Linked DNA regions of Homo sapiens: all the other regions are linked to region 1. Evidence: chromatin loops called from intact Hi-C (ENCODE). Cell type or tissue: mammary epithelial cell. All regions are shown on one strand.

The links. A loop is a pair of places that touch in the nucleus more often than their neighbours do. Peaks named below come from ENCODE experiments on the same cell type or tissue, not always from the same donor. Only the 100,000 strongest peaks of a DNase experiment are listed, where the experiment ranks them.
Region 2: it touches region 1 in a loop (18-fold over the local background); 18 of 110 quality-filtered maps call a loop at or near these places.
Region 3: it touches region 1 in a loop (6-fold over the local background); 7 of 110 quality-filtered maps call a loop at or near these places.

What each region holds. Positions count from the first base shown.
Region 1 is chr9:33,848,975-33,856,974 of GRCh38, forward strand. All of the region lies in intron 1 of UBE2R2 (ubiquitin conjugating enzyme E2 R2), which reads left to right. Among named protein-coding and RNA genes, the nearest start is that of UBE2R2-AS1, 34 kb to the left of the region's middle. In mammary epithelial cell, a CTCF peak has its summit at 3,438 (motif pointing left); no DNase peak of the experiment used is centred here; H3K27ac peaks cover 1,333 bases.
Region 2 is chr9:33,733,507-33,741,506 of GRCh38, forward strand. UBE2R2-AS1 (UBE2R2 antisense RNA 1) reads right to left here. Exons shown (of 5, transcript NR_170204.1): 4 at 4,782-4,910. Among named protein-coding and RNA genes, the nearest start is that of PRSS3, 58 kb to the right of the region's middle. In mammary epithelial cell, a CTCF peak has its summit at 4,787 (motif pointing right); a DNase peak (open chromatin) is centred at 4,755.
Region 3 is chr9:33,783,216-33,791,215 of GRCh38, forward strand. All of the region lies in intron 3 of UBE2R2-AS1 (UBE2R2 antisense RNA 1), which reads right to left. It also overlaps a transcript of PRSS3 not described here and the pseudogene TRBV29OR9-2. Among named protein-coding and RNA genes, the nearest start is that of PRSS3, 8.3 kb to the right of the region's middle. In mammary epithelial cell, no CTCF peak of the experiment used is centred here; no DNase peak of the experiment used is centred here.

The DNA.
Region 1 (8,000 bases):
GGCCGGGTGCCGTGGCTCACGCCTGTAATCCCAGTACTTTGGGAGGCCAAGGAGGGCGGATCACCTGAGGTTGGGAGTTCGAGACCAGCCTGACCAACATGGAGAAACCTTGTTTCTACCAAAAATACAAAAATTAGCCGGGCGTGGTGGCACATGCCTGTAATCCCAGCTACTCGGGAGGCTGAGACAGGAGAATCTCTTGAACCTGGGAGGCGGAGGTTGCGGTGAGCCGAGATCTCGCCATTGCACTCCAGCCTGGGCAACAAGAGCAAAACTTCGTCTCAAAAAAATAAATAAATAAACTCCTGTTTATTGAGTGATTAATATGTGCACTGCTCTGTGCTGAGTAGGGAAATATCCTTATCTTTTTGTGTGTGTAGGTGTGTATATACACAAACATATATATGTATACCGAATATTTAAAGAAATATCTGTTATATATAGGTATATATAAAGAGATATGTAAGTAATATCAAACAACCATTAGTTACTTAGCTGTGTGACCCTGTGTAAGTTTCTTAAATTCTTTGTATTCATTTTCCTTATTTGTAATACAGGTTTGTTGATAATAACTGCCTCATAGGGTTGTTTTAAGAATCAAGAGTATGGATGGACGCCTGTAATCCCAGCACTTTGGGAGGCTGAGGCAGGCAGGGTGCTTGAGCTCAGGAGTTCAAGACCAGCCTGGACAACATGGTGAAACCTCATCTCTACTTAAAAAAAAAAAAAAAAAGTCAGGCGGTGTGGTGGCATGTGCTGCTAGTTCCAGCTGCCTAGGAGGCTGACATGGGAGGGTGACTTGAGCCCAAGAGGTGGAGGTTGCAGTGAGCCAAGCCAAGATCTTACTACTGCGCTCCAGCCTGGGCAACAGAACCAGACCCCCTCTTTGTATTTCTTACACCAACCCAATGAGACAAGTACCACTGACCCAATTCTATATGTATAGGAAACTAAGGTTCACAGGGAGTTGTCCAAGGTTTCAGTGATTAGTTTACATTCCTGGTTCTGCAGCCTATACAAGTTTGTCTGCCTATATCTATATTTTTTCCTGCCTCCAAAGCAGGTGACACTTGGATATTTACACAGAAATTTGTCAGGCAGTTGTTTGGTAAGAGGACCAGAGAAACGCACTGGGCTGGAGTCTGTGACAGAGTACAGCCTTGAGAGAAGTACGTGGGGCATGGCAAGCAGAAACTAAATATGCTATCAGAACAAGAATTTTGGAATTAGAGCACACAGTGGTATTCAGCTTGGCGTCCAGTAATTAGACCATTAAGGATTGGATTGAGGCTGAGGATCTAGAGCTCTAAAAATCAAGTCAGAATTTCTCTTAGGAGTTAGGGATGCCCAGATTCTGTGGATGTGTTTAAAGTGGCAGCAACTGCAAAGAGGATCGCTGCAGAGACTGGGCGTGAGGCTGCCATTAGTTGCTTCATTTCTCAGTCACCTGTAACCATTCTTCATTCCATGATACTAGATCTACTATTCCCTGATAAATCAGCTGAACAGACGAGCCTACCAAACTCATGGTTTGATGCCCTCTGCAATACCAAGTTTCATCTGTGTCCTTATGGCTGATAACTGACTTGCATATCTAGCTTCCCGACTTCTGGCTTAATCTTAACCTCTTAAATTTGCCTGCCCCTACAAATCCTGCCAATCGGGATTCCTTTTTGCCTTCATATTACTGATTTCAAACTTGTTTTGTTCCTTTTTTACATTTAATTGTTTATTTATAAAAATAGTTCACATATATAGTTTTAAGAGTAACATGTGGTGTAAGACTTACAATAAGGAACAATCAGTTCCCTACTCTTCCCCATTATTCACTAGCAACCCCTTTCAGCTCTTATAAAAATGGAGAGAAAGTGAGTCTTTTGTTTACTTCCTATGGTTACCTCCAGCATAAAGCCACACTTCAGGTGAGCCCTGCCCCCAGATGCAGTCACTTAGGCCAATATTTACTTAAACCAAATTTTTTGGTTATTGTTCTAGAGTTCAGTTCATAATCATACTTCTCATTAATACTTCTTAAACATTTTGGCCTTCCAGGCCTTTTCTTGCTTGTTGGTATGCATATGTGTATTAATTTCTTTTTACTTCCATTCCCACTTCTATTCCCCTCTGAATCCTTAGGCAAACATTGTAGTATGTTTGTTCGTATCCTTTGGTAGGCACTCTTTTTAAAAACAATTAAAATAAAAATTTTTAAACAACCACAAACTTACAAATTCAAAGAACTATTTTCCTGAACCATTTGAGGGTGAGTTGCCAACCTCTGATAGTTTCACCATTCCTCTGAATATTTTAAAGTGTATTTCCTACAGACAAGTGCATTCCACATCATTATAATTATTATCAACAATTATGAAGTTAATAATTCTCAGCCCCCATTTAGTTTTGTCAGTTATAATAATGTTCTTCATAGCAGAAGGATCTGGTTCAGAGCCAAGTATTTGCTTTTAGTTATCCTGTTTGTGTAGTCTCTTTCAGCCTGTAATTGTTCCTTAGTCATGTCCTAGACTTTCATGACCTTTATAGTTTCGGCAGTACAGGTCACTTACTTTGTGGAATCTCCTTCAATTTGGGTAAATTTTCCCTATGTTCTTTATATTCTTTTTAGGTGGTACATGATTTTGATTTGTCTCATTTCTGGTGATGTCCACTTGGGTCACTTAGAAGATGTTTGCCAAGCTTCTCCACTATCAAGTTACTTTTTCCTTGTAATTCATGAGTATTTTGTGAGGAGGTGCTTTGAAACTACATAAACATCCTATTGCTATTGAACTTCTAATTTATTCATTTATTTATATCTCAATGGACTCATCTCCTATTTCATTAAATGGGTAGTAATGGTATACATTCACATAAAGTGTGTTTTACATGCATGCATATTACATTGGCATAAATAGTATTATTTTAATATATAACTATATAAAAGTATTAAAATATTATCTACATCGAGAAAGTCATATCTAGAAGGGTCAGGATAATTATCTGATTGGTAGTAAGACTCCACCGTAATGAGATAGGTGGGGTTCAACATATTTAATTAGGCCGGGTGCAGTGGCTCAGGCCTGTAATCCCAGCACTTTGGGAGGGTGAGGGTGAGGACTGCTGAGACCAGGAGTTCGACATCAGCCTAGGCAACATAGTGAGACCCTGTCTCTACAAAAAATAAAAAACATTAACCAGGTGGGGTGGCATGTGCCTATAGTCCCAGCCACTTGGGAGGTTGAGGCAGGAGGATCGCTTGAGTCCGCGAGGTTGAGGGTGCAGTGAGCTATGATTGCACCACTGCATTCCAGCCTGTGTGATAGAGCAGACCCCATCTCAGAAACAAAATTTGATCACACTAGTGTTATTTCTAGCTGGCCCGGAGTTACAGGAATCCAGCTGCATGATCCAAATCTGACCTGGTCCTAGCTGTGGTTTGCTGCCACCTGGTGACAGTTGTCCACTTGAGTATAAATATAAATGGGGACAAATCTGGCTAAGACTTCCACACATTGGCAGCAATTTCAGGTATGGTTAGTTGATGCCAAGTTCTTTGGCACAATCCTGGGAGATTGGGCGAGGAGAATGCTGTGAATGAGAAAGACCCATTCTTTGCTTCCTTGCTTTCTAAGACAGGTGGCCTATTTTCTTCTTCTAGGCCTTGCTTTGCCTCTGTGAGGGCCATACTGAATGGTAGGTAACTGCGTTTACTGTTCTATTGATGATTTTAATTTTATCTTAAGTTTTCTTCATATTAACAAGTATGGGGCCGGGTGCAGTGGCTCAGGCACTTTGGGAGGCCGAGGCAGGTGGATCACTTGAGGTCAGGAGTTCAAGACCAGTCTGGCCAATATGGTGTAACCCTGTCTCTACTAAAAGTACAAGAATTAGCTGAATACAGTGGCGCACACCTGTAATCCCAGCTACTTGGGTGACTGAGGCATGAGAATTGCTTGAACCCAGGAGGCGGAGGTTGCAGTGAGCTGAGATTGCACTGCTGCACTCCAGCCTAGGCAACAGAGCAAGACTCTGTCTCAAATAAATAAATGAAAATTGTAATTAATTTTTAACAAAGGAAAAAAAAGCAGTTAAGATGGAAGGCCCAACTGTTTTAGCAGTAAGAGAAACCATGTGGATGATTTGTGTAGGAACTATTTTCCAGCACTTCAGAAATTTGTTTCAAGTATTTATTTAAGGCCTACTATCTGTACTTGGTTCTGAGTATGTAAAAATATTCTCTCTCCCTCTGTCTCAAAAAAAAAAAAAAAGATTCTCTCTTCTAAAGCAAGACTTACCTGGCTTTACCTTTTCTCTCTCTTTTTTTTTTTTTTTTTTGAGATGGAGTTTTGCTCTTGTTGCCTAGGCTGGAGTGCAGTGGTGCGACCTTGGCTAACTGCAACCTCTGCCTCCCGGGTTCAAGCAGTTCTGCCTCAGCCTCCTGAATAGCTGGGATTATGGCATGCACCACCATGCCCGGCTAATTTTGTAGTTTTAGTAGAGACGGGGTTTCTCCTTGTTGGTCAGGCTGGTCTCGAACTCCCAGCCTCAGGTGATCCGCCCGCCTTGGCCTCCCAAAGTGCTGAGATTACAGGTGTGAGCCACCGTGCCCAGCCTATCTTTTCTATTTTAATTCTATTACATATTCTTACCATTTTCAAATTTCTGCTGATTTATTTATCCATCCACAAACATCTTAATTCTTTCTAGATGTCAGACGCAGATGATTAATCACAGTCCTCAGTTTTATGGCCCATGTTGTCATTGGTCTGTGCAAGCAACCTTATTTTTGTTACTTCCTTCCAATTTTTTTTTTTTTTTTTTTTTTGAGACAGGGTCTCTCTCTGTCACCCAGCTGGGAATATTGGCACGTGCCACCACACCTAGATAATTAAAAAAAAATATTTTGTGGAGTCCAGATCTTGCTGTGTTTCTCAGGCTGGTCTCAAGCTCTTGGGCTCAAGCCATCCTAGCACCTCGGCCTCCCAAAGTGCTGGGATTACAGGCATGAGCCACTGCACCCGTCCCCTAATGGTGTAACTTTTTTATGAATTGTTTTAACTGTGTCCCACAAAATGTAGTGTTTTGACAAAGTTTCTTAGTTTCCTTTATTTTTCTTTTTAACACGAGTCACTTAGTATGTTTTAGTTTCTAAATATATTGGTTTTTTAACAAAACTCTACTTTTGATATTAATATCTAATTTCATTATATCATAGTTAATGTGATCTCTGTGATACTGGTTATTTGGATTTTATTGAGGCTTGCTTTATGGCTGTAAACGTGTACTTGAAAAGACTTCCTTCTTTATCTTTGCTGTGTACAGAGTTCTATATATTGTCTAATTGTTGAGAATTTTTTTTTTTTTCGAGACGGCGTTTCACTCTTGTCGTCCAGGCTGGAGTGCAATGGTACAATCTCAGCTCACTGCAACTTCCGCCTCCTGGATTCAAGCGATTCTCCTGCCTCAGCCTCCCAAGTAGCTGTGGTTACAGGTGCCCGCCACCATGCCCGGCTAGTTTTTGTATTTTTTTTGTAGAGACGGGGTTTTACCATGTTGGCCAGTTTGGTCTTGAACTCCTGACTTTACGTGATCCGCCTGCTTCGGCCTCCCAAGGTGCTGGGATTACAGGTGTGAGCCACTGTGCCCAGCCCAGAATTGTTAATTATATTGTTTAGATCTTCAGTACTTTTATTTTTTTCTACATGATTAGTTTCTGAGAAGGGAGTATTAAAATCTGCAAGTGCAATTTTTTTTTTTTTTTTTCCAAGACAGGGTCTCACTCTGTCACCCAGACTGGAGTGCAGTGGCATGATCACAGCCCACTGCAGCTTTGACCTCCCAGGCTCAGGTGATCCTCCCGCCTTAGCCTCCTGGGTAGCTGGGACTACAGGCAGGCACCCACCTCCACATTTTTTTATTTTTTGTAGAAGCAGTTTCACTATGTTGTCCAGGTTGGTCTTGAACTCCTGGGCTCAAGTGATCCACCCACCGTAGCCTCCCAAAGTGCTAAGATTATCACCATCAATGATGGGCATGATAGTTAATTCATATTAACATTCCTGGCCATGATAGTTAATTCATATATTTTTCTCTGCATTCTCTCATTTGTTACTTGACATATTTTGTTACTGTAATTTCTAGGTCACAAACATGCAGGCTTGTTTGTTATGGTTGTATCTTCTTGTTTTATTATTCCTTTTAGCAGTACATACTGCCCCTCATGGCATTTTTTTGTCTTGAATTTCATTTTATCAGATTGTTTCTTCAGCTTTCCTTCAGTTTATTTTTTTCCTGTGATATTTTTCTCTCATTTTTTGTGTTTTGTAGATAACATTGTTGGATTTTGGAACAGATGGACCAAGAACTTAAAATAAGCATGATAATATGTTTAAGAAACTTAGGAATTCAGAATGGTATATTTTATCTGGTTTTTGTCCATCTTTGATACAGTTGTATGTACTCTTTGAGTGATTAATTATTTTGGTTCATGAGTTTGTTTTTCCTGGGGTTTTCAGCTACTCTGTTTGGTTATGTATATTGGGGAAATAATGGAAATCCAAGTTCGATTCAAGTTCTTGTCTGCTTCTGAGAGGAGGGTGATCCCCAGGCAACACAAAATCAGCATTGATCATTCCTGATTGCTGTCATTTTACCATGTAACAACACTGGACACAGTTGTACTTTGAAACTCCTAGACAGTAGTGGAAGGAGACCTTCTTTTAAAATTATAATCTACCAGCCAGGAAACTTGTAAGAGGAAAGGCTGGAACAGTGGATGCTGAGGATGGCCAGTCAGCCTGCATCTGTTTTCATTGAAACCTTACAGCTAGGCAAGGTGCCTCATGCCTGTAATCCCAGCACTTTGGGAGGCCAAGGTGGGCGGATCACTTGAGCCCAGGAGTTCGAAATCAGCCTGGGCAACATGGCAAAACAAAAAATAGCTGGGCATGGTGGCATGTGCCTGCAGCCCTAGCTGCTTGGGAGGCTGAGGTGGGAGGATTGCTTGAGCCTGGGAGGTTGAAGCTGCTGTGAGCCGAGATTGTGCCACTGTACTCCAGCCTGGGTGATAGAACCTGCCTCAAAAAACCAAACAAAACCTTATACTAGCAGGGCTCTTACCCTGTCCTGGTTTTACCGTGTACACACTTGGCAAGCAAGGGACAGGGAATGATTTTCCCAAAGCATAAATGGGTGAGAACCAAGGACAAAATGTAAATGCTTTTTTTCACCCTTCCCCACGTAGCCCTCCTACTCCCGGTCAGTCCTCAGCAAAGCATTATTTTCTGAAGTTTTTTATTTACTTGTATCAATGTAATACTGTATGTATATGTAATTTTAAAAATTAAAAAACTATTAATACTAGGCTTATGATGTGAAACAGTAGTTTCTTGCTTTACCTATTCCCTCCCACATTTCCTCTCTCTAGTCTTGTTTGTTTTCTGGTACATTACTTACCACTAGATTTCTAAATAGTGTGCTCATATTGCTAGTTAATGATTTTTAAATTTTTAGCATTTTCTATTGATTTACTATTGTGGAACATGAGTTTAGCTCTTTCATACCACTCAGCCTTACCTTTACCACCATTTTCCCTTCCTTTATCTTTCCCATTATAGTGATAGCAATATCAAGTGTTTATGTTATTTTAACTATATATAAATACTATGTTGACTCTTCTCAGTTGTGTATGATTACATTACCTTTCTTGGAAAATCTTTTGTTTTTCCTGAAGTTTTCTTTTTTTTTTTCTTTCCATTTTATGTTGTTTCCTTTGTCATTCTCATCTGTAATTCCAGATTTTCTATTAGAACTGTAAAACCCCTTTACTTCTGTCCTTCCGTCCTTCCATCCATCCATCCGTCTGTCCGTCCTTCCATCCATCCATCCGTCTGTCCGTCCTTCCTTCCTTCCTTTCACTTTTTTTTTTTTTTTTTTTTTTTTTTGAGACAGAGTCTCATTCTGTCACCCAGGCTGGAGTGCAGTGGCTCAATCTCGGCTCACTG
Region 2 (8,000 bases), 120 kb before region 1:
GGAGTCTGCATTTTCTAGTTTTAGTCAGCCATTCTGGAAGCTGCGTCCTGGTAACCGCAGTGTCCCAGCTGTGAACTCCGGGCAAGTGTACAGCATCATCTTCCATTCACCATGTGGTTACTGCACTTCTCATACAAACTACCTGCGTTACTCAGTTATCCAGTATCAAGGACTATGCCACACTCCTTAGAGCAGATGCAGGGCACTTAGAGATTAATAAAACAGGCCGAGCACAGCCTGTAACCCCAGCACTTTGGGAGCCTGAGATGGAAGAACTGCTTGAGCCCAGGAGTTCAAGACCAGCCTCGGCAACATAGTGAGACCCCCATCTCTACTAAAAATAAAAAATTAGCCTTGCATGGTGGCACCTTCCTGTGGTCCCAGCTACTTGGGAGGCTGAGATGGGAGGATCCCTTGAGCTCAGGTGGTTGAGGCTGCAGTGAGTTGTGACTGTGCCACTGCACACCAGCCTGGGCAACAGAGCAAGACTCTGTCTCAAAAAAATTAATTAATTAAATAAAAATAAAAATAAAACCCTTTTAGAGTTCAAGTCTTAATTGCCATATGGCTTTGAGCAACTTATTTTATCTCACTGTGCCTCCATTTCCTAGACCTGGAAACGAAAATAAGAGAGAATGAAATTTAAACAGCTTCTCAGAAGAGTATGTAAGTTAAGCCACATAAAACATATAAATAAATATCTGTCACTTAGTAGCCACTCAGCACATGGTAATTACAAAGCATGGTGCCATAAGAAGTTGCTGGGGAGGCAGACATGTAAATGAATGCAGAAAATATATGAGGAATACTAAAATACAAATTAAAGTGTCCTGTGGCTTTTTCATCCACATAGATGAGTGTCAAAGCTACTATCTCTCTGGGAGGATCATGGCAGACAGGAGGCAGGTCTAGATTGCAGCTCCCACTCAGATGGACAGAGCAGCATGTGGAGTATTGCATCATGAACTTTTGCTCCAGAATGACTGCAGGAAGAAATCAGGAAAGCCAAGAGAACCCACAGACCCTCTGAGGGAAGTGAATTGCTCCTGCAGGACCTGGGAGACACCCCAAACACCATGAGTGCCCAAACTATGGAAGTCGGAAAGGGGCATCGTTCACCCCCAAACACACAACCTCACTGGGGAACCGCAAGATCTAGATCACTGGAGAAGATTCTGACATTACCTGGAGCTGAGTCAATTTAGAGAGCCGAGTGAAATGCAGGGGTAGAGGAAGCAGTGGGAAAATCCCTGTGGGCTCTCTGGGTGACCTAGCAATCCATTTCTGCCTTGCCTCCCAGGGGTCATTGGGGAGGGCTACCAGAGGCACTGGGAAAAGGCCACAGGGAGAAGGAAGCCTCCAGCTGAACTTTGTAACAATTCCAACTGAACAAGAAGTCTCCTGGCCAGAACTACAGGGAGGGCGTGAATCCTGTGTGCAGACCACAGGCAGGGAAGCACGAAGGGTTCACAGCTCTCACAGCTGGGCGGCTGGTAGCCTGGGGCAAGCTCTCAGCCCTGCTTGCCCACTGCCCTGGACACAGACTTGGTGCTGTTGAGCAGGGAATGGTGAGAGTGAGACTGGCCCTTTGGGTTGTGAGGGAGCTGGGTGAGGCCTGTGATTGCCAGCTTTCCCTCACTTCCCTGACAACCTGCATGACACATCAGAGGCAGCATAATCCTCCTAGGAACATAACTCCATTGACCTGGGAACCACACCTCCATCTCCCACAGCAGCCACAGCCACACCTCCATCTCCCACAGCAGCCACAGCAAGACCCACTCAAGGAGAGTCTGAACTCAGACATGCCTAGCGCTGCCCCCACTTAATGGTCCTTCCCTACCCACCCTGCTAGCTGAAGACAAACAGCGTATACTCTTGGGAGTTCTAGGGCCCCACCCACCACCTGATCCCTCCCATACTACCATAGCTGATGCTCTCTGGAAAGTGCCACCTCCCAGCAGGAAGCCAGCCAACTCAAAAACAGTGCATTAAACCACCAAGACTAAGGACCCTCACAGAGTCCATTTCACCCCCCTGCCACCTCCACCAGAGCAGGCATTGGTATCCACAGCTGAGAGACCCACAGATGGTTCATATCACAAGACTCTGTACAGACAACTCCCAGTGCCAGCCCAGAGCCTGGTAGACCTGTTGGGTGACTAAATTCAGAAGAGAGATAATACTCACGACAGCTCAGATCTCAGGAAGCCACATCCCTAGGAAAAGGGGGAGAGTACTACATCAAGGGAACACCCTGTGGGACAAAAGAATCTGAACAACAGCCTTGAGCCCTAGACCTTCCCTCCGACAGAGCCTACCCAAATGAGAAGGAACTAGGAAACCAACTCCGGTAATATGACAAAACAAGGCTCTTTAATACCCTCCAAAAAATCACACTAGCTCACCAGCAATGAATCCAACCAAAAAAAAATCCCTGATTTACCTGAAAAAAAATTCTTAAGGTCAGTTATTAAGCTAATCAAAGAGGTGCCAGAAAAAGGAAAAGCCCAATTTAAGGAAATAAAAAAAAAATACAGAAAGTAAGGGGAGAAATTTTCAATGAAATAGGTAGCATATAGTAAAAAGTAATCAAAACTTCAGGAACCAACGGATGTAGTTATAGAAATTCAAAATGCTCTGGGAAGTCTCAGCAATAGAAGCGAATGAGCAGGAGAAAGAACCTCAGAGTTCAAACACAAGGTTTTCAAAATAATCCAACAAAAACAAAGAAAAAAGAATAAGAAAATATGAACAAAGCCTCCAAGAAGTCTGGGATTATGTTAAATGACCAAACCAAAGAATAATCGGCATTCCTAAGAAGAAGAGAAATCTAAAAGTTTGGAAAACATATTAGGGTATCCACTACTGGGTATCTACCCAGAGGAAGTCATTACATGAAAAGGATACTTGCACACATATGTTTATAGCAGCACAATTCTCAGTTGTAAAAATGTGGAACCAACCCATATGCCCATCAATCAATGAGTGGATAAAGAAACTGCAGTATACATATACGATGGAATACTACTCAGCCATAAACAGGAATGAATTAATGGCATTCACAGCAACCTGGATGAGATCGGAGACCATTATTCTAAGTGAAATAACTCAGGAATGGAAAAGCAAACATTGTATGTTCTCAATCATATGTGGGAGCTAAGCTATGAGGATACAGAGACATAAGAATGACACAGTGGACTTTGGGGACTCAGGGAGAAAGGGTGGGAAGGGAGTGATGGATAAAAGACTACAATTTGGGTGCAGTGTATACTGCTCGGGTGATGTGTGCACCAAAATCTCACAAATCACCACTAAAGATCTTACTCATGTGGCTGGGCGCAGTGGCTCATGCCTGTAATCCCAACACTTTGGGAGACCGAGGCAGGTGGATCACGAGGTCAGGAGATCGAGACCATCCTGGCTAACATGATGAAACCCATCTCTACTAGAAATACAAAAAATTAGCTGGGTGTGGTGGTGGGCCCCTGTAGTCCCAGCTACTCAGGAGGCTGAGGCAGGAGAATGGCATGAACCCGGGACGCGGAGCTGGCAGTGAGCCGAGATCGCGCCACTGCACTCCAGCCTGGGCGACAGAGCAAGACTCCGTCTCAAAAAAGAAAAAAAGAAAGATCTTACTCATGTAACAAAACACCACCTGCTCCCCAATAACCTATGGAAATAAAATAATTTTTTTAAAAAAAAGAATCTAGGCTGGGCATGGTGGCTCACGTCTGTAATCCCAGCACTTTGGGAGGCCAAGGCGGGTGGATTACCTGAGGTCAGGAGTTTGAGACCAGCCTGGCCAACATGATGAAACCCTGTCTCTACTAAAAATACAAAAATTAGCCAGGCGTGGTGGCACACACCTGTAGTCCCAGCTACTCAGGAGGCTGAGGCAGGAGAATGGCATGAACCCGGGAGGCAGAAGTTGCAATGAGCCGAGATCGTGCCACTGCACTCCAGCCTGGCCGACAGAGTGAGACTGTGTCAAAAAAAAAAAAAAAAAAAGAAAGAAAGAAAAGAAAAAGAAACTAATAGGGAAAAACAGCTAGTATCACTCTTACATGAGATCTTTAGGCATTATACAGTAAGACTGTCTCAATCTCAGTAAGAACTAAGTAAATAAATAAAATAACAGACTTTTGTGCATCCAAAACTTTCAGGCAAAGATTGTAAGTTCTCTAGCATCATTATATGCCCAGGTTATATTTCTCAAGCCTTACTTGTTCCTTCCACACATTAACATTTCAGAATTATATTTCATTTATAACAGGTATTCTCTAGGCTCACTAACCTGACAGGGTTAATATCAAAAAATAAAAACAAAAATAATGGCATTTAAATAAAAATAGCCTCTGGCTTGAGCCCATCCTAGCAACCACAGTGAAATTCCAGCTTCCCCCAAATCTTCTCAGAGTTCTTGGATGGCCTGAGAATGATCCCCACAGCCTCTAGACGCTACCTGCAATGTTCTTTGCAAGGAGCTCCCCTCTTCCCTTCAATTGGTTCCACCTCTGTCTACAAAGCTGCTTTCCTTTCTCTCTTATGGCTCACTTTACTGATACTGAACTCCTTGCTTCCCAATATTGAGATCTGCTGTGTCCTGGGGCTGGGGCTGTACCTCTCCCGTATCACTCCCCTGCTCTTGTCACCATCAGCGCTTCTGTCCTGAGCTACAAGCCCTCAGCTAAGCCACAGCATGCAAGTGCATGTTTCAGTCTACAGGCAGAGCTGGAGGCCGCTTGCTCCAAAAGAGAACATCCACTTTACTTTCTTACCTTGCTGCATCCACAAGAGGGAGCCTCGTGCCAGCTTCTCCAGCCAGGATGGTAGCCCCCAAGACTCTTCCTCTTCCATCCACCTTTAGGTGCAGCATCCAACAAGGTCAAAATCACAATGTCTTGCATCTAACAAAAAATTACCAGGCATAAAAAAAAAAAAAAAAAAAAAACAGGAAAATATGACCCTTAATATAAAGGAAAAAAACATGAAAAACAACCCAGAAATGACACAGACTATAGAATTAGTGGAAATAGTTATTATAATTGTATCCTATATGATATATAGTGTATATATATATGTAATTGATATATAATTGTATCAAAAATTTAGAAGACTGAACGTGTTGGTAGATCTATAGAAGATGTTTTTTAAATACCCAAATTGAACTTCTGAAATTAAAACTATAATGTCTAACATGAAAACACATTGGATGAGATTAACAGCAGATTAGACACTAAGAAGAAAAGATTTGTGAACTTAAAGACAGCAATAAAAGCCATCCAAATTGAAATACAAAGAGAAAAAAAAAAATGAAAAGAAACGAGAAGAGCATCAGGGCATTGTGGGACAACTTCAATCAGTCTAAAAAATGAAAAGATGCTTCCAAATGTAAAAAAGAATCCTTTAAATTGTCAAAGAGCCCATCAGAATTTTTAACAGCTCTATTAGAAAAAAAATTCATTTTGCTGCTTAAGTTCCAGCAGGCCAATCTTTGTGATGAATCCCTTGGGATGTTGCCAATCCAGACAGGCAGCTCTTAAGGTGACATACCAGTCATCCAGGGACTTACCATCATGTCAGTCATTTTGTTACTGTTTTTAATAATGTAAAATACTTGACCAATGAGGATTCCTTCCAGAAATGCAAAAGTTATCCAACAATAGGAATCCTATCTACACAAATCATTACATTTATAAAGAAGAAAGCCCACATGATTTTATGAATTAATGTATAAAGGTGTTTCTCTAATATTTAACAGCATTCTAATAAAAAGTTTAACTAACATAGGAATAGACAGAAGCTACCTAAACAAGACGAAAACTGTTTACCAAAACAGAATTCTATTTTTAATCATGATGGAATAATAGAGACTAGAAGTACCTTCCCTCCTTGCACAACTAAAAGCTGGACAAAATATATCAAGTGAAAGTTTTCAGACATTGGACAACAGGCAGTGCAAGACTGTGATCCCTGAGAGAAAGACAAGTGAGATGAGCCTGCAAGTACCCCCAGCTCACTGCCTGGAGAATTTCCAGGCTGATCACAGAAAAAAGAAACCAAAACAGGAGTCCAACAGTCTCACTGATTAAGGAGACAAAGTTCAGAGTTCCAGCAGGGCAAAATGAGAAAAATCTGTGAGGCAAAGTATCAGAGAAAAAGTACTGCAGAGAGTGAGGGTTCCAGAGATCTTCAGAGCAGTCCCTCAAGACTTGGGCTGAGTACTGCTATGTGCTTGTGTAAGGAGACTACTGAGGCTGGGGAAAGAACAGCAGAGAAGAGTAGGCAGAACAATTTCAGGAGTTCACACAGGACCAGAAATAGTGTTTTCCCTAGCCGGTTTGGGAAGATCTCCTAATACGGTGGGGCATTGGGTACAGTTCTCAAAAGCAAATTGCCTCAGTGGGGCCAAATTAGCCCTCAGTGTAAAAGTAAAGTACCTAAAGGGATGTTTAGAAATCCAGCACCCAATAACATAATGTGTACAATGTCTGGCATTCAATAAAATATTACCTAGTATGCAAATAAGCAGGAACATAAGACCCAGTACCAGAAAAAAAAAAATCATTCTATAAACATAGACCTATATATGACTCAGATGTTAGAATTTGTAGGCAAGGACATCAAAACAAGAATTATAAATTCACTCCATATGTTCAAGAAGTACAAGAAAGCATGAGTATAGTCGGGAGAAAAATGAAATGCCTAACTAAACTTCTAGAAATGAAAAATACAATAACTAAGCTGAAAAATACATTGGCAGGATTAACAGCAGATTAAATGCTACAGGAGAAAAGATTTGTGAATTTGAAGATATAGCAATAGGAACTATGCAAATTAAACATTGAGAGAAAATATAAGCCAGAAGAAAACTAAACAAAGCATCAATAAGTTGTGGGACAATATCAAGTAGCCTAACATATACATAACTGGAGTATCCAGAAGAGGGGAGGAAAATAATACTTGAAAAAAATGGCCATTTTTTTTCCAAATTTAATGAAAATAAACCCACATGTATTAGTCAGAGTTCTACAAAGAAACGGAAGGAATAGGATATATATATATATAGTATTTATATTAGTATTATACTATATATATTTTATACATATAAAATATATTGCAGGTGTGAGCCACCATACCCAGTATATGTATTATTTATATATGTAAATATGTAGTATTTTACTAATATAAATATATTGGCAACATATAACTATATTTACATATATAAATATATTAGAGGGAGAGAGAGATTTATATGAAGAATTGGCTCACACGGTTATGAAGGCCAAAAAGTGCCATGATCTGCCATCTGCAAGTCAGAGACCCAGGAAGACCAGTGCTGTAATTCAGCCAGTGGTTGGGTCCATCCAGAAGCACTCTCATGGACACAGCAAAAATTATGTTTAACCTGTGCACCCCATAGCCCAGTCATGTTGACACATAAAATTTATTATCACAAGTCTACCCTTTGTCAACTTGGCACCCATACACATCTCCTCAAACCAAACTTATTCTCCAAATAAAAATAATAGGTCATAATTCCACCTACCTTAATACTACCCTGGATACAATAAAAAACACAGTAACTTATTTCCCAGATGAGGAGGTAAAATCCTTGAAACATGTTTACTCTTTGATATACTATAACACTTGGCTGGGTGCAGTGGCTCACACCTGCAATCCCAGCACTTTGGGAGGCCAAGGCAGGCAGATCACTTGAGCTCAGAAGTTCAAGACCAGCCTGGGCAACATGGTGAAACACCAACTCTATAAAAAAAAATACAAAAATTAGCCAGGCACGGTGGTGTGTGCCTGTAGTCCCAGCTACTTGGAATGCTGAGGTGGGAGGATGGCTTGAGCCCAGGAGGCGGAGGTTGCAGTGAGCCAAGATCGTGCCACTGTACCACAGCCTGGGTAACAGAGCCAGACTCTGTCTCAAAAAAAAAAAATTAAATTAAAAATACTTAAATACTATGATATAAAATATTATAAATACA
Region 3 (8,000 bases), 66 kb before region 1:
GAAAACTAAAGGTATGAGAAAACTTGGAGATAATGGTAATATTCTATAATTTAGTAGGTTACACAGTGTATGCATTTGTCAAAACTTGTTTAACAGTATTCAAGATTTGTGCATGGTGCTGCATGCAAATTTTACCTGAAAAACAGCTTCAACTCCAGTTAATTATATGTGTGCTGAACTGCTTAGAAGTGAAGTATGCTTTCAGTTGACTTTTCAATGAATTAAAAAACTAGATGGATTGATGGATGAATAGAAGGATGGATAGATGGATTGTTATGTGGTAAAGCAGTAATAGTTTTATCCAGAATCTAGGTGGTGGGTACATGCATGTTCACTGTATAAAACTTTCAGCTTCTATAGATGTTTGAAAATTCTCATAATAAAATGGAAAATAATGGCACAATTCTATGTATTTTTTAATCAACTTTGAAATATGCCGATAAGAACCACATTGCTAATTAAAGAAGTGAAGTACAGGAAGGTTTGGGCTGTGTGTTTCTGTGTAAAAGAAGGAGGAGTCAAAAGTTAGCCAGGCGTGGTGGTGCACGCCTGTAGTCCCAGCTACTTGGGAGGCTGAGGCAGGAGAATGGCGTGAATCCAGGAGGCGGAGCTTGCAGTGAGCCGGGATCGCACCACTGCACTCCAGCCTGAGCGACAGAGCTAGACTTAATCTCAAAAAAAAAAAAAAAAAAGAAGGAGGAGGAGTCAGATTTACATAAACTTGAACAAGCAAGAACTATTATTTCTAGAACATGTACCAAAACACTTACAAGACTGTCTCTGGAGAGGGAACTTATTTTTTGTTCTCTGTTATAATTGAATCATTAACCATGTGCATGTATTAATTCAATAAATAAACACATTAAAATTAAATGAGAGTTTAGTATCCATAACATTCCCTGAGAGAAAAATCTAGAGACTACTGCAGTTTGAAAGGCATGTAAAGAGAGGGGAATATGTTTGCAGTTTTGTTTTTTGTTTTTTGTTTTTTTCAAACAAAGAGAATACTGATGAAGAGGCAAAGATTTGGAATTTAGTAAAGAATAGGGATCATTTGTTAATTTTCAGAAGCTTTTAGGATAAATGAAATGAAAAAGATGCTGGGTTATTTTGGCAGGGAGTTTGATACATTTGACTAAAAGATTTAAAAATATACCTACATGTCAAGAAAAACTGAAATATTCTATACGTTTTACTACTTCCACTTAGCAGAGTTTATCTTGAGCCACTGTCCGTGGCATGTCCAATAGATGTAAAGGCTTCACACACACTCCTCATATGAACAAGTTACTGAAATATTGTCAAAGTGTCACATTTTCTCTATTATAAGGTAAATTGTTTTTCACAATTCTATTTTCTTTGAAATATGGGTAAGTCCTATAATCAATCTTCACCTTTAATGTGGTAGTACTAAACACTACCCAGAGTAACAACTAGGTATTTAATAGAACATCGTATAATAGAGAGAATCTCAGAATCAAATAAGATAGGTGAGTTTTTGCAAGCCTGTCTTTCTAGAGTTCCCTAGTATTCTTTAGAGTGTTAGGCCTATCATTCTCAGCTACCCACCAGATTGTACTTTACTAAGGCACAGGCAACTGTAAGAGTCAGACAATACTTGATAGTGTTGATATTAACACTTGAGATTTGTGATCACATAGGCATTGATTTGAGTCCTGACTCTATCACTTACTCCTGGATTATATGAACTTGGATAGATTATTTAAGGTCTCTAGGTCTTATCTGTAAAATTTCCTAATCTGTAAAAATAGTGTGACAATAATAAATAGCCTAACCAAAAAATAGACTTAAATAAATGTATGAAAAGCAGAGTAAGTGCTCAAAAACTTAGCTCTACTCTTATGCAAAAATGAACTATTTTAAGCAGTTACATGATACAAGAAATCAGCTTGATAATGGAAAAAGATCATAGCATTGTGGTCAATTTTTTTTTTTTTTTTTTTTTTTTTTTTTTTTTTTGAGACGGAGTCTCGCTCTGTCGCCCAGGCTGGAGTGCAGTGGCGCAATCTTGGCTCACTGCAAGCTCCGCCTCCCGGGTTCACCCCATTCTCCTGCCTCAGCCTCCCAAGTAGCTGGGACTACAGGCGCCCGCCACTACGCCCGGCTAATTTTTTGTATTTTTAGTAGAGACGGGGTTTCACCGTTTTAGCCGGGATGGTCTCGATCTCCTGACCTCGTGATCCGCCCGCCTCGGCCTCCCAAAGTGCTGGGATTACAGGCGTGAGCCACCGCGCCCGGCCCATTGTGGTCAAGTTTTACACAGGCATGATTTGTTTCGTGGCCTAGACTGAGTTGAATTAGAATAGAAGAAACCATATTACAAGTATTCAGGAATTAAGCAAAGACAAAAAAATAGTTATGACTGTGATAACTGAAACAAAGGAAAACATATAAGAGACAATGCATTTAATTTGCAAATTGACAAATAAGGTAGGTGAGGAAAAAAAGAGGCTTATGGAATTCTTGAGCCTAACGTGCAAGAAGAACAAGGATGCCGTTTGTTGGGAGAGGGGAATTGAGGAATAAGAGCCCATTTATTGGTGTGTGTATGTGTTGGGGGAGGAATGAGTTCAGTTTGGGACAACCATGAAGACCCAGCAGACAGTTGAAATACTGTTATGGAGTTCCCTTATATTCTAACCTATTACCTTTAGTTCTTTGAAGTCAGTTCTGCACCCCACTTTTTGCTCTACACCCAGACAGTAGCACAGACTGGTGTTCAGTAATGGCAGATGGAAAAGTAATGGGAGAACGGTGGTAAGTGGCCGGTGCATGCTGCAAGGCTTGTGCATGAAGACTCATCCTGAGTGAAGAGCCACACAGTTCCACCAGGGGGAAGACTGGTTTTTGCATATCCTGCAGAAACTCAACCACCTATTAGAGGAGAGAAACAGAGCGGGAAAGAACTACGCTGTAGGAAGGAAAGATGAACTTGAGTTTCACTTCTTAGTGCCTTTTCTCAGGGGAGAGGCCATCACTTGAAGATGCTGTCTCCTGCTCCTTCTCCGGGGATTAGGTATGAGCCTTGACTTGTGAGGAGTCTGGGGTTAATGTTAATGCTGGGTAGAGAGGTGGAAAGACTTCCTCTCCGGAGAGTCTGAAGCCACCAGACAGAAGATGAAGGGGATATGTTAGATTAAAGGACCATAACAGAGTAATTGTCGGCACAATAAAAAGGAGGCAGTGCCCTGGGGTCCTTTGGGAGCTGAGGTGGTATTGGAGAGATAAAGCAGAGACTTTCCCGTCTGACCCCAAGCTTGTCGGCCCTCATGAATATCTCTCTGGAACTAGGCTCTGTGTTCAGTGCTGTCATCTCTCAAAAGCCAAGCAGGGATATCTGTCAACGTGGAACCTCCATGATGATCCAGTGTCAAGTCGACAGCCAAGTCACCATGATGTTCTGGTACTGTCAGCAACCTGGACAGAGCGTGACACTGATTGCAACTGCAAATCAGGGCTCTGAGGCCACATATGAGAGCAGATTTGTCATTGACAAGTTTCCCATCAGCCGCCCAAACCTAACATTCTCAACTCTGACTGTGAGCAACAGGAGACCTGAAGACAGCAGCATATACCTCTGCAGCGTTGAAGACACAGTGCAGGGCACAGATCAAAGATCTAAGCAAGAACCTCAGCTCCCTTCTACCCAGCTCCCCTCACATGAACCTGAGGGCCCTGTCAAGGTGGGACAGAAGAGGAAACCACAGCTCTTGGGTAGACACAGCTGCTTCTGTGCTTGTAGGTGGGCATGGGTATGAATGGATAGACTGGGGATGAGGAGAGCATCTGCAGGACTAGCTGCAGTGTTCTATCCACAGTCAGGAAGAGTGGCTCCTGGAAAGCTGAGGGTAAAATTTCTTCTAGAAGGGTGCTCAGAAATACCCAATAAAAACAATCAGATACAGTTTCCTTCAAGTGGCAGGGTCAGTAATAGCCTTTAACTGTTTTATCTCAAGGCTCTATTTAGCTGGTTTTCTATCATAATATATTTTGGAAGAACTTTAGTCATCTTGAAACAAAGCTGGTATTACATTAATGACATCTGGTTGTTCTCCGTGGATAGGAATTATAAAGCCCTCTAGATGCCTCAGTATGACAATATGACACATGCATCCCAGACCAATATAAAATCTGCAAAGTTCAGGAACCTTCTATACTGGTGAGTTTTGGAGTGGTCCAGAGGTTTGGGGCATGTTGAAATATCTCCTCTAATGTGAGAAGTAAGCTGCTGCACCTTAGATCATCTACCACAGAGAAAGAGATGCAATGCTTAGTCTTTGGACTTTGAATTAAACTTTGGATATACTGCATTTGATTGTGCTACTCTATTCCGTTTACTATGTAATCTGTAAAGCTGGGGCCAGGGAAAGAGAGGGTTCTGTGGCAGAACAAGCCCATGATAAAAGCTTCCTGCTGCTTGGGCCATAGACTAAGCAGACCCAGTTGCTCCTGAAGAGCCTATGGTAGATACAGATGCTCTGTGGAGCTCCTGACATTCCCCAGTAAGAGAATCACAAGGCAGTGTGGAACAGGTTCACTGTGCCCTGATTTGCACTTCAGACCACTGCATCTTGGGCTACACTTTTGTTGCTTTCCAGACCCCAGAGAGAAAGAATGCTCTCACACACAAATTACACGAAGAGTGTTTATTACTTACACACAGGCAGCAAGGGAAAACAGAGGCCTAAGATTCAGGGAAAGCCAGTCCCACTAGGCTCAGGAAAGCTGTCCAGGGTGGATGAAATCTTGTCTGTGCCTTCCCTACTTGCACTGCCACTGGGGGACCTCAGAGAGCAGCCACCCTGGGTTTTATATCACAGAGCAACTTGACATGCTTGGCAAAGCACTGAAGGACATTCTATTTCTAGAAGGGACTGGAACAGAGCCCTGGCTATTCTGGACAGTTCCTCCTTATCTCAGGATGTTACATTCCCAGAACATTGTACAGTTATTCTTGAGAACTACAAGCAAGAAACTGGGGAGTACTGAGTTTGTCCAAGGCCACCTGGAGAATTGCCCTGCAGACAGGTGCAGAGTTTTGGTTAAAGCCATACTCTTACCAGCCAACGACCCCCTCTTCTTCTTTTGAAAAGTTGCTCCTGGCTCTGTAATGGATGCCTTATAATGGCATTCAGAACAAGGTATTATCTGATCTGCAAAACTGAATTTGGTTGTGCCCAGAGCATTCTCTCTGTTATTAAATGGAAAATATATAATCAAGACCATACTTAAGCACAGCTGGAAAAAGGCACAATTCAATTTCAAGAGCACATCTGAGTCTCACGGTACCCTACTCATACTTTTCTCCTCTTACCTTCAAACCACACCTAAGTTTTATGGAAATTCCATATTTCCAGTTGAGAAACATGAGCTCATTGTTTTAGATGGGTCTTCACGTTATTCTGGAAGGATCATTACAGTCTAACCAAGTATGGTTCTGAAAGGTAGTGGTGAAGGGAAATCCTCTCGGGGCCAAAACTTAAATTGGTATACCTGATTGTTGTCCATATTTTATTGAAGAAGAGATGGCCAGAAGTATAGCTATATCTTATGTTCAATTTTCTTTCATACTATCATCTAGTCTCCTTACCTATTCAGTCATATTTTTCTTCTTTTTGCTTCTCTATGCTACAATCTGGGTAATTTCTTTAAAACTACTGTTTAGTTTACTAATTCACACCTCAGCTCCAGTAAGCCTCTAATTTAATCTTTCAGCTGACTTTGTTCATCTAAATTATATTAATTTTTATTTCTAGAAAATCCACTTGGGTCATTTACAAATATGAGTGGCCATTTTTGAAAGCATCTTACTCCTTGTGTATTTTAAAACTATTTTCTTTTTATAAGTATATTAAGCATCTACTGGGAATTCTTATCTGACAATGCCAGCATTTGATACCTTTTTGCATCTGGTTTTTAGTAGTCTGCTGGCTCTCACTCAGGGTGGCCTATTTCCTTGGGCATTATTTAATTTGATGTCAATTCATCTTTCAGAATTCTTTAAATACTGGAGTAAAAGTGGGTTTTCTAAGAAATATTCATGCTTGCCTCTGTCAAGAAATTGGGGCGCTACAGACCTAATATCACTTTTTTTATAATTCTCAGTAGATATCTTCTTGGTCACAGAATGTCTATCTCAAACCCCAATGGGCTGACTGTTCAGCGACCATGAATATTCAGAGGAATTTTTTTTAAATCCTTCACCCAAAGCCAAGACCAAGATAAATAATATTCTTTGTTAACTGTTTCTAGGATTAGTTTTCTAGCTCATCCTTTCACTAACTGTGTATCTCTTTGTGTACCTCACTTTATGAAGGAGTGATTCCTATCTAGTTTCTGGTCCATGTAAGGTGTCATGGGCCTTCTCCAGTTTCCACGTGTACTAATTCTCCAGGTCACAGGAATGCACATGTATACCCATTTTATGTCATGGGTTCAGTGCTAGCTTACCTTCCTGCTCGATGCTCCCATTACCATAGGAAGTTGACAAATTTACCTACAGTGAAGCCTTGGATTATGAAGCACCTTCCTATATTACAAAATTGCCTCTTTAAAAGCAGTAAAGCACTGTGCTTAGGAACTTGAACTTTATCAAGTGACAGACCTAAGTTTAAAACTTGGTTCTTCTTTAACACTAGGTGTAACCTTAACAAGTTACACAATTTCTCCATGCCTTAATTTCTCCATAGAAAATAAGAATAATAGTGAGTTTTTAAATGTAGGGTTTTTTTATAAGAAAGTGATGCAATTATCTGCATAAAAAGCACACAGAGACAAAATATGCAATTAGTGTAGTTGCTACCTAAACGTATTTCTCACTATAAAAACATATTTTACCACTAGCAATTCCTTCCTCAAGAATAAGTATGACCCGCTCTCAGAAAATTTTATTATTATAATTGTTTCTCTTTTAGCTATTTTAATTACATAAAAAATTTGTGGTATTATAAAATATGCATATTATCAAAATAAAAAGTCAAAATCGTTCAGTTTAATACAATTAGATCATACAATATGTAGTTTTAGAATTTATTCCCTTAACCCAACAATATTTCATGAATATCATTTCATGTCAAAAATATTTTACATTAACTTTAATAAGAATAGTTCAATACACTGATGACCATCCTTCATACAATCAAAACCCATGACAAGGTATATATCCATAGGCTAGATGACAGGGTTATTTAATTTTAAATAGCAATTGGTTGTGTGTTTTGAATTATTTCTGTTACAGACTCAGAAGTAAACCATGAAAGCCCTCCTAACTCTACCTGCAGATGGCTGGTCCTTTTTATTCAGGTGTTAACTTAAATGCCACCTCCCCAAAGAGACCCTTCCACTCTACGTAAAAGCACTTCAGCAGTCATCCCATATTATATTATCACTTTATCCTATTTTACTAATATATACTCATCATTTACTGAAAGCGATGTATGTGCATCCCATTTCTATACCTCCTCACATGTGCATAAATGCATGCACGTGTACTCACAAATGCACTGAAACAAGAACCTTTTCTATCTTCTTCATTGCTGCTTCCAAATAGCCTAGAAGAACTCCTGGAATATCACTCCAGGAATTCAATAAATATTTGTGAGTAAATAAATATGATTTCAAAGAAAAGAGGAAAATTTATACAGCTGCAGTGGATTTCCCTGGAGGAAAACTCTACAAAGGCATTTGAGTTTAGATAATCTAAGCCCATAAGAAAATTAACTAGATTATTCTAACAGGAAAGGAATAAGCACTTCAAACTTTATATTTTTTATTCTTGTTTCAAATTTATGTTTTAGTTGCGGGGAGGATAGGAAAAGATTAAAGGACACAAAATTACAGCTAGATAGGAGGAATAACTTCCAGTGTTTTACAGAACTGTAGGAAGACTACAGATAACAAGCTTTGTATTTGAATAGAAAGGTACACATGTCATGTGCCAATCCCCTTCTGCTGCCTTACCCAAGACTGGGAAATGGAAC